Regions from separate parts of the Homo sapiens genome. Here all the other regions are linked to region 2. Evidence: chromatin contacts called from ENCODE Hi-C or POLR2A ChIA-PET data. All regions are on one chromosome and are shown on one strand. Each heading gives the region's core, a stretch centred on a gene start or an enhancer-like site at or near the end of the contact. The rest is flanking DNA. Distances are from core to core; before and after follow the strand shown. Region 1 holds the start of MTPN (myotrophin). Region 2 holds the start of TRIM24 (tripartite motif containing 24). Region 3 holds the start of NUP205 (nucleoporin 205).

What was found. Hi-C counts contacts between places; a loop is a spot of excess contacts on that map. ChIA-PET counts read pairs that join two places held with the same protein, here RNA polymerase II (POLR2A). Pooled maps may share reads with other maps.
Region 1: a map of B cell shows a loop between it and region 2 (26-fold over the local background). The contact joins the promoter of MTPN here to the promoter of TRIM24 in region 2. A Hi-C loop is called at or near these places in 2 of 168 maps with a recorded cell type or tissue (B cell and naive thymus-derived CD4-positive, alpha-beta T cell), 4 of 37 single-sample maps with no recorded cell type and 14 of 50 pooled maps.
Region 3: a map with no recorded cell type shows a loop between it and region 2 (14-fold over the local background). The contact joins the promoter of NUP205 here to the promoter of TRIM24 in region 2. A Hi-C loop is called at or near these places in 1 of 37 single-sample maps with no recorded cell type and 6 of 50 pooled maps. POLR2A ChIA-PET finds 5 or more read pairs at or near these places in 1 of 52 experiments (naive thymus-derived CD8-positive, alpha-beta T cell).

The regions. Positions count from the first base shown.
Region 1 is chr7:135,975,726-135,979,825 of GRCh38, forward strand. It overlaps MTPN (myotrophin), which reads right to left and starts at 1,634. Exons shown (of 4, transcript NM_145808.4): 1 at 1,304-1,634. The coding sequence starts at 1,375.
Region 2 is chr7:138,457,754-138,462,007 of GRCh38, forward strand. TRIM24 (tripartite motif containing 24) reads left to right here and starts at 2,506. Exons shown (of 19, transcript NM_015905.3): 1 at 2,506-3,159. The coding sequence starts at 2,796. RefSeq lists enhancers at 961-1,471, 1,875-2,657 and silencers at 2,168-2,557, 2,618-2,867, 2,898-3,377.
Region 3 is chr7:135,555,676-135,559,498 of GRCh38, forward strand. It overlaps NUP205 (nucleoporin 205), which reads left to right and starts at 2,242. Exons shown (of 43, transcript NM_015135.3): 1 at 2,242-2,297. The coding sequence starts at 2,270. RefSeq lists enhancers at 2,083-2,212, 2,593-2,642, 2,703-2,762, 2,833-2,952.

The sequences.
Region 1 (4,100 bases), core at 384-2,883, 2.5 Mb before region 2:
AATAGCCAATAAGTCAAGTTTCAGTTGGCTACCAGCTGAGAAGGCAGTGACGAGAAGACAGCCTGTCCTAAAACTCCACTGCAAAAAACTAAGCAGGTAAGCAGCATCCAAAAAGTCTAAATTGTAATGGCATTAAATAAAGTAAAAACCTTCAGCAGTTTGCCTTGCACAATCCTGTAAGTTTTAAGAAACTGCTTCGCTTACTTGCTTCCTAACACAGCCTCTGAAGCAAAAACCCAGGTCAGGTCCTATTCTTTGAAGAGTTAAAATCTAGACTGGGTTCTCACACTTTTAGAAGGTGAGCAAGATGCCATCCGTGGTTGTCATAAAATTATACTTGTTTTGGAAGATTCATTTTAGATTATCACTAAATTAAAATCACATGTTAAGTTCTCTCATAATTACAAAGGCACAGTTTCAGGATGGAAAGACAGGCTAGCTTGGAATTTTAAGTTTCCCACTCTGCCACAATGTCGATTCAGTTTTATATTTGGGGCTGAGGTTTGAGTTTGTCTTTCTTCATCATGATTTTACCCCCCAAATACACTGCCACTAAACTGCATTGCTATTTACTACACATGTAAGCATTTCAGGTGAAATCAGGGAGAAGAATGGAATAACTGAAGTTAACATGCTTGTTTAAAAACTATTCAGATACCTTAAACATTCCCAGATGCCAGTTGACAACCTTACCACTTGAAGCAAATATGTATTTGTTGTGGTGGGGGAAAGGAAAAAGGCCACACCCAAAGTTAAGACACCACAGTGAAGTGATACTCAGTTTCAGAATTTTAACTATTTCTATTTTCGGTACTCTTTTCACGGTCAATGAATTCTTCAACTTCACACCAGGCCGAGAGTTAAAAAACATGTTCCTCTGATCCTAATTACTTAGGTTACTTCATTTAGTAATGGGTAAGTCCAAGATGGAGAATTACCTCATTCAAAGAAAGGTTTAAGTAACTTTGGTGTAGAAGAGGGCCAAACTCAAATGATCAGTGCGCAGAAGAAACTCTGGATGAGCCAGACACCACTCCTCCCCTCCCCCAAGAGGCCAGGAAGTCAGGTAGCGCCTAACTGTATTAACGCAGCAGTTACCTGACACAGAACGCTACCAAGTTACCTGGACCCTTCTTTCAGTTTAGCTCCTCCCTAGACGCCCCTCTCTCCTTGGTGCCGCCTCCACCCAGGAAGTCTCTCCTCCCGCCCACCCCCATCCCCGCAGTCCAGCTCCCATCAGCTTCCTCAGCCTCATCTCCAGCCCACCTCCGTGTTCTCGCCTACTCTTCTCATCCCCGCTTACCTTGGCCACATAGTCTTTCACCTCATCCAAGTCTCCGTTTTTCAGGGCCCACATGAACTCCTTGTCGCACATCACTGCAGCGGGGCAGGCCGGTTGGCCGGGCAGAAGATGAGGAGGCGGTGGCAGCAGCAAGCGGATGCCGCCGGGCGAGAGGGAGGCAGGGCCGCGCGAAGCCGGAGAGGAGAAGAAGAGAAGGAGGGTTAGGCTGCCAGGCGGGCGAGGCAGTTGGCCGCGGCGACCGTTCGGGCGGGAGAAAGAAAGTTCTTTTGCGGCCACCGGGCCCAGCAGAGAGGTTCCGCCTGGCCGAGGAGAGGCAGGAACCTTTACACTTCCGGTTCACTCCCCGCTAGGACCCTCCCCCAACTTCCTCTTCCTCTTCTCCTCCGCGGAACGCCTCTCTCTGGGTCCGCGGCGCGAACGCCACTAGTGCGCATGCGCAATGTACAGGCTGCCGGGAAGGCTAGAGTGGAGGGTAGGAGCCGGCGACAAGTGGGCGGGACTGGGAGGCAGAATGAAGGAGGCCCGGGGGAGGTCAAGACAGCGAATGGAGGAAGAGTGAGAGTACTTTCGATGGGATTAGGACGCTTCTGCACCACCATTAATGGGAAAAACTTTACTTTTTAAAAAACATAATCTTGGAGGGCATCTTGCTCAGCTTCTAAAAATGTATAGGAAGAGTGTTTAATTTGAATTCCTTCTTCCTTGCCTTTTCCCCTTCCCTCCCTCCTTTTCACCCCTCCCTCTCTCCGTCATCCAGTCTGACTGGGCTAAAAACGATGGAATAACGCTATTCCTGCCCTCCAGGAAATCTTCAACACTAAAACTACAATGTAAATTGAGTGTGTTAACACTATGTATAATGTTCCCTGGAGCAAAAAACTTAAGTGTGTGGCAGGAAAAAAAAAATTAACTCATCTTCCTGACCAGCAAATGACGTCCAGGCATTCAGTTTGATGCCGTAAAGTGGAGCAAACCAAACTGTCTAGTACAATTTGCGTTTTTTAAATTTACTGTTTGTTTTTAATGGTTTGAAACTTCAGGACTGTTCTGGTGAAGTCAGTTCTGTTCTTCCTAGGGTTTAGTTGTAATGCCATAGTGCATAGCTACCACTTGAATTGTTCCTCACAACCCTAATGATCCAGGCATGCGCACATGAACATAGATCCAATAAAAGCTCTTATTGGAGCTAGAAATATACGTATAATATATATACATATATAACTATTACTATATATAAAACTCATATATATAATCTATTATTTGTAACCCACTAAACACATTAACTAAGCTACTTTACCACCATTGCCGTACAGTGTAGGGGTTCCAAACAGACTCTGGAGCCAAATTGTTTAGTTTGCGATACAGGTCCCACTTCTTGCTAATTTTGTGTCTTCTTGGGCAAGTTACTGAACCCCCTTCTGCTTCAGTTTTCCACTTGTGTAAAATGGGGATGTCAATAGTGTTTGGAAATGTATTTTTTTTTTTTTTGCTATCATTTAGAGTAGAATAGCAAATGGGTTTCAAATCAGAAGAAATCCCTCCAAATATTAACATCTACCTAGATTGTCATTTGTTAATTTTACTCCCTGATAATTAGAAATACAAATCCACATACCCAATAGTGATACGATTTCTGGAAACAAATCTCAAGGGGGAATTTGTTAGGCAAGTCCTAGAATCTCCATCTCTTCTCCAACACACTCCCACCTGTGTGATTTCTGAGTTACATCATGCTGAGAGCTCTTGATTTATATCTTTGGCCGGGTGCAGTGGCTCATGCCTGTAATCCTAGCACCTTGGGAGGACAAGGCTGGAAGATCGCTTGAAGCCAGGAGTTGGAGACCAGCCAGGGCAACAAAATGAGACACCATCTCTACAAAACACAAAGATTAAAAAAATTAGTTGGGTACAGTGGCGGACTTCTGCCTTCCCAGCTACTTGGGAAGCTGAGGCAGGAGGATTACTTGAGCCCTGGAGTTTGAGGCCACAGTAAGCTATGATGGCACCACTGCATTCCAGCCTGGGTGACAGAGCAAGATCATCTAAAAAAAAAATCTTTAACTAGACTTTTCCTATGTGATCTATTCTTATATTTAACTTCTTACTCATTTGGATTTCTCAAACTTAACATGTCCAGAATAGGATCTGGTCTCCTGTAGATGTTAAACCTAGTTGTCCCCCACATATCTCTGTAAATGGCGCTGCCAACCACCCTATCACTAAAACCAGAAACATGGGAGTCATAATCACTCTTCCCATTCTCAACTTTTCTCTTATTCAATCCATCAGTAAATATTTCAAAATATGTCTTAAATTTGTTCATTTCTTGCCATCTTCACTATTACTACTCCCTGCACCCTCACATATCCCCCATCCCTGTCACTGTCATCTCTGTCTACACTGCTATGATGCTATGTGCTATGATAGCCTCCCTGTTGGTGTCCTATTTTCACTCATCCTTTTCTAGATAATTCCCCACTTTGGGAGTTACTCTTTTAAAACTTAAACATGCACTTGTTGTCCTAAGGCCTTTCAAAGGCTTCCTATTGCAGGTAGGTTAAAATCCTAACTACTTGATATGGCCTTCAGGGCCTTCTGTGCACTGACTGCTGATGGTAGGTGATAGTATCTCCTATCTCATGACAGTCCCTTGCCACCCCCATTGTTTCTTTGATTTTGAAATATCTTGTCTTCTGTCAGTTTCAAGCTAAACCAAGCTCATTCCACCCTAAGGCCTTTATGCTTCTTGTTTCTTCTCTGGAATGTTCTTCATCTAAGTCTTGTTCACTCCATCTGA
Region 2 (4,254 bases), core at 1,256-3,755:
CCTCCCAAAGTGCTGGGATTACAGGCATGAGCCACTGCGCCCGGCCAGCATCTGATGCTTTTATTCTCCTTGCTGATGCCCTTCTCTTCCAGTTCAGACAGCTTTGATCTCCTCTCTCATAGGTGGTGGTAGTGGTGCAGTTAAGAAACAAGAAACAGCGCATCATCCAATTAGGCGGAAGCACAGGATGGATATGGGAAAGCAGTAACATCAGACAAGAAGATCAGATGGGAATAAAATTGTGGAGAGCTTTGGATGCAGTGGAGAGCCACAGAAAATTATGGGATAAGGGAGGGACATAGGATGAGAGCTGTAATTAAGGAAGAGTAATCTATTGGTAGTGTGGATCTTTGTGAAATATATTTGAACACGCTTTGTAGGGCAACAATATCCAAATAAAGAAATCATATGATTAAGAAAAACAAACAGTAAATTCATTTTCTGGACTTGAAGTTCCATATATGTGAACAAAGTACAATGTACGATTGTTTTACTCATGTGAAATTAGGAAGGCTAAAACGATGGAAGATCATTTTCTGTAAAACCATGGTGATTTGAAAAACTTTAAGCTAGTGGGTTTGATCAAATTACATGGAATTCTTTCAAAACCAGCCTATTCAATTTTACTTCTCAGTTTTCCTTCCCTACCACCATCATCTGGGGAATAAGAGGGACTTGTCTTTAGTAGGCTTGAATCCTGTATACCACCTATGTAATGAATTTTTAGCATATTAAGGGAGTTGATTTTTGAATACAAAATTCCATTCCTATTATGTGAATGTTTTCAAGGTGTAGCTTCAAAAATATACAATATGGTTTGAATTCTGGGGAAGGAGTGTTCAACTTTGGGGTGGCTTTAGGGGATAACAGATAAGTCAGAATTTTGAAGGAACTAAAACAAAGGGAACAGCGTGTACAAAGCAGGGTGGCCTTACAATTGCTGCAGCATGAAGCATGAGAGTCGCGGCGACTTCAGCTTGAGAGGCATATACGGACGAAATCGTGGAGAGATTTGTGAGTGGGTGAAGACCTGTGGGACAGACTTCCGTTTCTGGACCCACCCAGGTCAGAATCACTTGAGATGCTATCAAAATTGAATAACTGAATACGGAGGTGGCCCAAGCACCTGTTTTTCACTAAGCTTCTCAAGTTATTCTTATGCAAACTAAGGTTTAAGAGCTACTTCCATGCAAAAAAACAAACAAACAAAAAATCCCAAGCTTAAACAGGAACCAATGGGTGGGGGAGGCGGGAAGAGCTGTTGAATGTCTTGTGATTAAGTAAAAGAACCTCTCACTTGAGGCCTACGGAGGTTGTGTTTAAGGGCAAGGTCTTGAAGGAAGGCTACGTTGCCTAGCCCTCCCCCATTGCCATCCCATATAGTCCTCCAGGAAAACTGTGATTTTAGCAAAGCCTTTCATGACCCACTCCATCTTTCTCTAAAGTCCAGTACCGCTTCATTAGTATTGACAAAAAAAAAAAAAAAAGGTAAATACTTCTTAAAGTTACGTGTTACAAAATCTTGTTTCCTTCATTCCGTTTCTATTCTTCAAGTTCCTTAAAAGCTGCGCCATTTTTTGAGTGAAAAATGTGCGTAACTTCTGATATCAGCGTAGAGAGGTGAGGGAGGGAGGGAGGGAATAAAATAAGAGGGAGGGAGGAAATACAAAAGAATCCTGAAGTTATGAATTATTTGGGTAACAGTATTGAGGTTTATTTTTGCTTAATGATGCTATATTTATGCAATAAAAACATTTGTCAATCTGTATTAATTCCTGGGAAAACGAACCACTTTTAGTCACTTAAAAAGCAAATCACTGACTTTAAAAATTAATTTCACCTTTTTCATTGGGGAAACCCTTTAAAAATTTCCAACTTGCACGAGAACTTCCCCCCCTTATTCTTCATACTCATTCATTCTAGAGATGAGTAAAATTAGGTTGCAATATCCCTGCTGCCTCCAGAGTACCTCTTTCACACAGTATTTTAAAAAATTATTTCCTTGTTTGCTCTTCAGTACCTCCACTCCTTCCTCCTGTGACCCTCCGACCATATTTACTCCTCCTACAAGACCAGGTCTCCAGTAATGAAATCAGTTTTCCAAGCAGTTACTTAATTAACGGCATTGAGTAGACAAGTGAGGTCCCGCCCCCTAGGAGGAGCTAACACCGCGGACCGAATCAGGCGGATGGTCGTTAACAAATGAACCCTTAATCTTTTCAGAGGAGGAAACATACACAAAGGCCCAATCAGAAGCCGCGATTTCAGGCGTCCGGAGGGGGCGGGGCTGGGCAAGCACCTCCCACTTCCCAACCTCCCGCCGCGGCCGACGGAGCCTCGCGGGCTCCAACAGGTCCCGCCCCCTCGCCAGGCGCGGCCGCTATTGGGCGGCGCGCTCCACACCGAAGCCTCAGTTGCTGGGAGAGGGAGGGCGGGGGCGGGGGCGGGGCCTGAGGTGGGCCAGGGGGATGAAGAGAAAGGCGGGGAGGCAAGGGCGGGCTGGGCGTATTCCACGAGCGCCTCGGCGGTTGGCGAAGCGGACGGGGTGCAGCCTCCCCGGTGCGAGGAACGGTCTCCGCTGACAGATACCCTCCTTCCGGCCGCGCCACTCGGGAGGCGGATCCCGTGGGCCTGAGGAGGCTTCCCCCGCCCGGTTTGCTTTCCCTCCCTCGCTGGCGCTGCCGCGAGTCCACCGAGCGGCCTCTGAGGAGCAGCCGCAGGAGGAGGAGGAGGTCGTCGGGGGCGGCGGGCGGAGACCGCGCTCTCGCTTCCCCGGCGGCGGCAAGGGCAGGACAATGGAGGTGGCGGTGGAGAAGGCGGTGGCGGCGGCGGCAGCGGCCTCGGCTGCGGCCTCCGGGGGGCCCTCGGCGGCGCCGAGCGGGGAGAACGAGGCCGAGAGTCGGCAGGGCCCGGACTCGGAGCGCGGCGGCGAGGCGGCCCGGCTCAACCTGTTGGACACTTGCGCCGTGTGCCACCAGAACATCCAGAGCCGGGCGCCCAAGCTGCTGCCCTGCCTGCACTCTTTCTGCCAGCGCTGCCTGCCCGCGCCCCAGCGCTACCTCATGCTGCCCGCGCCCATGCTGGGCTCGGCCGAGACCCCGCCACCCGTCCCTGCCCCCGGCTCGCCGGTCAGCGGCTCGTCGCCGTTCGCCACCCAAGGTGAGAACCGGCCGCGGCCGCTGGGGAGCCCGGGGAGAGGGCCAGGAGGGGGCGGGCGCCCTTGTGCGGCGCGACCCGCTGTCATGTCGCCGCCGCCCGGGGTGCGCGGCGGGGGAGGGGCGAGCAGGAGGGTCTGTGCTGGCGACGGTGACATGGAGGGCCCGCGCTCTGCGGCGTGTCGCGCTCGGCCAGCAACTTCCCCGGGCGCTGTGGACTTGACCGCGCCGCCGCCGCCGCCGCTGCTCCGCATTCTCAACAGCCGGGCGGCCCCTGCCACTCGCACTTTTGCAGACCTCTGTCGGAGTCTCCTGCAGCCGGAATCTCGGGTTCTTTGCCGGCTGCAGCCAGTTAACTGCTACCCGCCCGCTGCCTCCACAAAGCTTTGTCCAGGTCCATATGATCCTGATCATCTCGTCTATACTCACGTTATTTGAGCTGCAGGGGAGAAGGGAGGGATGAAGATGAAGTGATGGTGACTTTCTTTGATGATTGATTGCAGATCGGATGTCATTTATTTCTTATCTTGCATGTTTGGGGCTCTTTACCTTAATGAGTTCCCAGTTCTCTTCCCTCTCCTCTGCTGGGGACAAAGGAACCAAGAGACGTTGTTTTGTTGTGTGTCTCTTTCAAAGGTTTTATTTTGAGACGGCGAAGAGAAATAATACAAAGTGATTTGGGTTTTCTGGTATTTTATAGATAAAGCTGGAAGTTACTGTTCTCTTTGTGGTGTTTATTACTGTAAAATTAGACTTTTGACAGGTGTTCCATTGCTAACTTTGACAGGTTTGAAACATTTAAAGTAAGTTTGAGTACAGTTTCGGGTAGAACACTTGGCGGTTTTTAAATTTTATTATTGCAAATATTTGAGCACCTCCTTTTTAAAAATACAGTGTAACTGGAAAAGCATTTTTAATACTTTTTAGAGGAAATAGTTGATTTAGTTTGAAATAAAATGCTAATTAAGTAATTATGCTAGGTCAAGGGGCGTATGAAATGGATACTTCAAATAGATTGTGGGCTGAGACTCATTTATTTGACTGCATGTTAGGAGCAGTATCCACTTGTAGGAGACAGTTTTCCGTGGGTCTCCGTTTC
Region 3 (3,823 bases), core at 992-3,491, 2.9 Mb before region 2:
CCAGTAGCCACAGGATAATATAATTTTGTTTCTTTCTTTTTCTTTTCTTTTTCTTTTTTTTTTTTTGAGGCAGAGTTTTTACTCTGTTACCCAGGCTGGAGTGCAATGGTGCGATCTCGGCTCACTGCAACCTCTGCCTCTGGGGTTCAAGCGATTCTCCTGCCTTAGTCTCCCAAGTAGCTGGGATTACAGGAGTCCTGTCACCACGCCCAGCTAATTTTGTATTTTTAGTAGAGACAAGGTTTCACCATGTTGGCCAGGCTGGTCTCGAACTCTTGACCTCAGGTGATTCTCCCACCTCAGCGTCCCATAGTGCTAGGATTACCGGCGTGCGCCACTGCACCCGGCCTATAACTATCATAATTCAGAAAAGTGCCCATGGAATTTGATGACTGATAACTGGTAAACATACCAAGCGCAGTTTTAGAGGGGCTTATGATGGCAATATCCCAATTGCTACGAATTGAAGAAGCCTGTGAGAGAATGCTTGTAAAGTGTAATGACAGGTGAAGAGGAGTTGCTGGAATTTAAAGAGTTACTTTATAGAAAGCAAAGTTATCTACTGAGAGGGAAGCGTGTGGGCTTAAAAAGTGCATGTGGAGAGGGAAAGGCTTGTAATAGCTGTGCTGAGAGAGAAATCTTTGAATGCCGCTTCCTGTCAAGTTCCTGCTCAGTATTCTTCTCAGTTTCATGATAAACTTCTTGAAAAATTCCTTTGCGTTTACTTTCTCTCTTCCCCACTTCACTCCTTAAAACCACTTTAATCGTAGTTTGGCATTTGTCTCTATATATCAATGACTTTTAGAAAAAATCACCAGTGATTTTTGTGTTTCAAACCTAATGTACATTGTGTCACTTGATATTATTTGTTCAAAAGAATAAATGTTCTGTTCTGGATATTCTTTTTTTTTTTAAATGGAGTCTCACTCACTCTGTTGCCTAGGCTGGAGTGCAGTGGTATGATCTCAGCTCACTGCAACCTCCACCTCCCGGGTTCAAGGGATTCTCCTGCCTCAGCCTTCCGAACAGCTGGGGTTACAGGTGCGTGCCGCCATGCCTGGCTAATTTTTGTATTTTTAGTAGAGACGGGGTTTCACCTTCCTGGCCAGGCTGGTCTCAAACACTTGACCTTAAGTGATCGCCTGCCTTGGCCTCCCAAAGTGCTGGGATTACAGGCATAAGCCACTGCGCCCTGCCAGTTCTGGATATTCTTAACATACTCTATGCTTTTGTCTAAATTATTTGATTCTGATTTCCAACAGTGAAATGGGAATGATGGAGAGTTAATACAATGAGATTGTAAGGCACATGGAGCGTCTCTGACATAAATAGTTATAATCATATCATTTTCCCAATAGAATGGTTTGCAGGGATTAAATGAGATAATGGCTATAAAATTTTTCTTAATACATAGCTGTAAATAGCAATGATTATTTACATTTTAGTTTGAAAATCAGCAAACTAAAATTTAACAGCTGAAGAAAGAGTTCAGCTACTTTGGGTGCTCAGGTAGAAAAATACTTGGTGATTATGAAACGATATGTCTGGAATCTGTTTCAAACTAATCGGGGGCGGGGGGTGGGGAGGGGAGGGTGTTGGGGTGGTAAGGGTGGGTTGGGGCTGCCGTGGTGGGAAATTGGCCACGTTATTGATGCTGAGTGTTTGCTATTCTAATTTTGTATCCGTTTGAAAATTTTATAATTAAAAATTATGATTTGTTTCGCTCTACGCAACTATGTTGACAGAATATATTTGGTAAACTGAAATGTCACGGAAACTTAGTTTGTAACCGGTCAGTGGCTTTTTGAGGTGTAGACACTTCATACCTTACTTCACTCCCCACTGTAAGGAAGATTTAACTTGAAGCGGAGATAATGATTTGAATTTACGGCTTTTATAATGTCATAAATGGGCGTCATTTTAATAACTACTCTCAGAATATCTTTTTCTATTCCACTTTACTTTTTCCTCTCCACTTAACCAACTCATCATTAGAAACTACAAGTCCCAGGATGCACTACACGATGAACGTCGGATCGAGGACCTCGTGTCTCTGAAGTGGTTGCCCTCGCCTTATTTGAATGGGAATAATCCCAATGAAAATTGATGTTTGTGACCCAGAGCAGATTCTGGAGCCTTTTGTACGCCTGGGACGGCCCAGCGTGGAGGGGACAGTGTGGTGCCTTTTTGTTCAGGCTTCGCTCAGGTCAGCCTCACCCTTTCCCGGGGCCTCCATGCGGCAGAAGGGCTCTGTTAGTGCGCCTCTAAGATGGCGACGCCTTTGGCGGTAAATTCGGGTAAGTGTGGCCAGACAGAAAGACGATTGAGCTGAGCGATAACCAGGTCTTCATGGAGAGACGAGACCGTGAGGTTTCTCGGAGTCTAGGACCCCACTTATGTGCGGTGCCTGCTTTTCCCTAATTCTGGGCCTAGAGTCCCACCCCTCCCCAGTTTGAATGGCGCGCGTCGGTGCTGCGGCTCCAGCCCTCGAGTTGGGGTTTGAGATTCCAGGCAGTGAGGCTTGGGCCGCTGGACCCAGGTGTGTAATCTCTCACAGCCCAGGGCTGAGTCTGGTCCCCCTCACCCCCAAGTTTCACTGTGCGTCTGTGGTCCCGATTTCGCTGGAATACGCATCAGGTCTTCCACAGTGAAGCCAGAGGACCCGAGATATTTTCCAGCCATGAGCAGAGGCTGAAAGTAGGCGTCGGAGTTCCTTATAGGGTGGGAGATCTTGCAGGCAGCGAATACTCCCTATTATGAAGTCGGCCATCTGAAAGGTGGTCAGGAAGAGGGTGGCGGGGCTTCAGCAGACGTCTTCTAACCCTGCGGATGTGGTTAGGCCCTGGATGTTCTTGTACCTTTGGAGCTGTAGATTTTCGGGGTGGAATTGAATCTAGAAGGTAGTAAAGGAACTCTGGAAGATTTGGGGTGGATCCTCTTTCGGTGATTCTCAATTCGGGCCGTACCGCCCTCCAGTGGTGTTTGAATGAGTGAGTGCATTTTGATTGTCATATTTCCTGGGGTACACTGCTGTCGCATAGTAGGCGGGGCAAGGATGCAGAAAGTCCTTCATGGTCAGAGCAGTCCGGAAAAATAATTTGGTGCCTAGAATGTTAATGCCTCGATTGAGATGCTCTGAAGTTCGCGGGCAAGATTAAGAGTATATCTGTGTGGTAAATGCTTGTGAGAATCTCACTTAAAAGGACTCTTTTTTAAAGTATTGGTTCTATTTTCCACAGGACTGATATTCTTGAAAAGTTGTCTAAATCTGTTTTGTAAATCAAATCATTTCAGAAAAGCTATGATAAATTATAATGAAGGCTATGTTTACTGAACACATACTATATCCCAGCATTGCACTTATTATCGTGCTTATCTCATTCAGTTCCCGTTTATACACCTTTGGAGTAGTTACTGTTACATACTCCGTTTTACAGATTTGGAAATAGAGGCTTCAAATAGTTACGTAATGTCCCCAGAGTTAAACATCTAATGATCTAAGTCAGTCTTAGGTGCTTAAACTACTTAGTGCTACTGCTTAAGCACAACCTAATTCATTTTATGATATTAGACGTATATATTAGAAGGTTAGTAATGAAGTTACATGCTTAATATTGCGGTCCTTCCTTCCCAATTAGATATGCTTAACGTGTGGTTGTATATAATACATTTCTCTATTTTATTTTATTTTTTAATTTTTCTTTTTGAGATGGAGTCTTGCTCTGTCTCCCAGGCGGGAGTGCAGTGATGCGATCCGCGATCCTGGCTCGCTGCAACCTCTGCCTCCCAGGTTGAAGCAATTCTCCTGCCTCAGCCTCCTGAG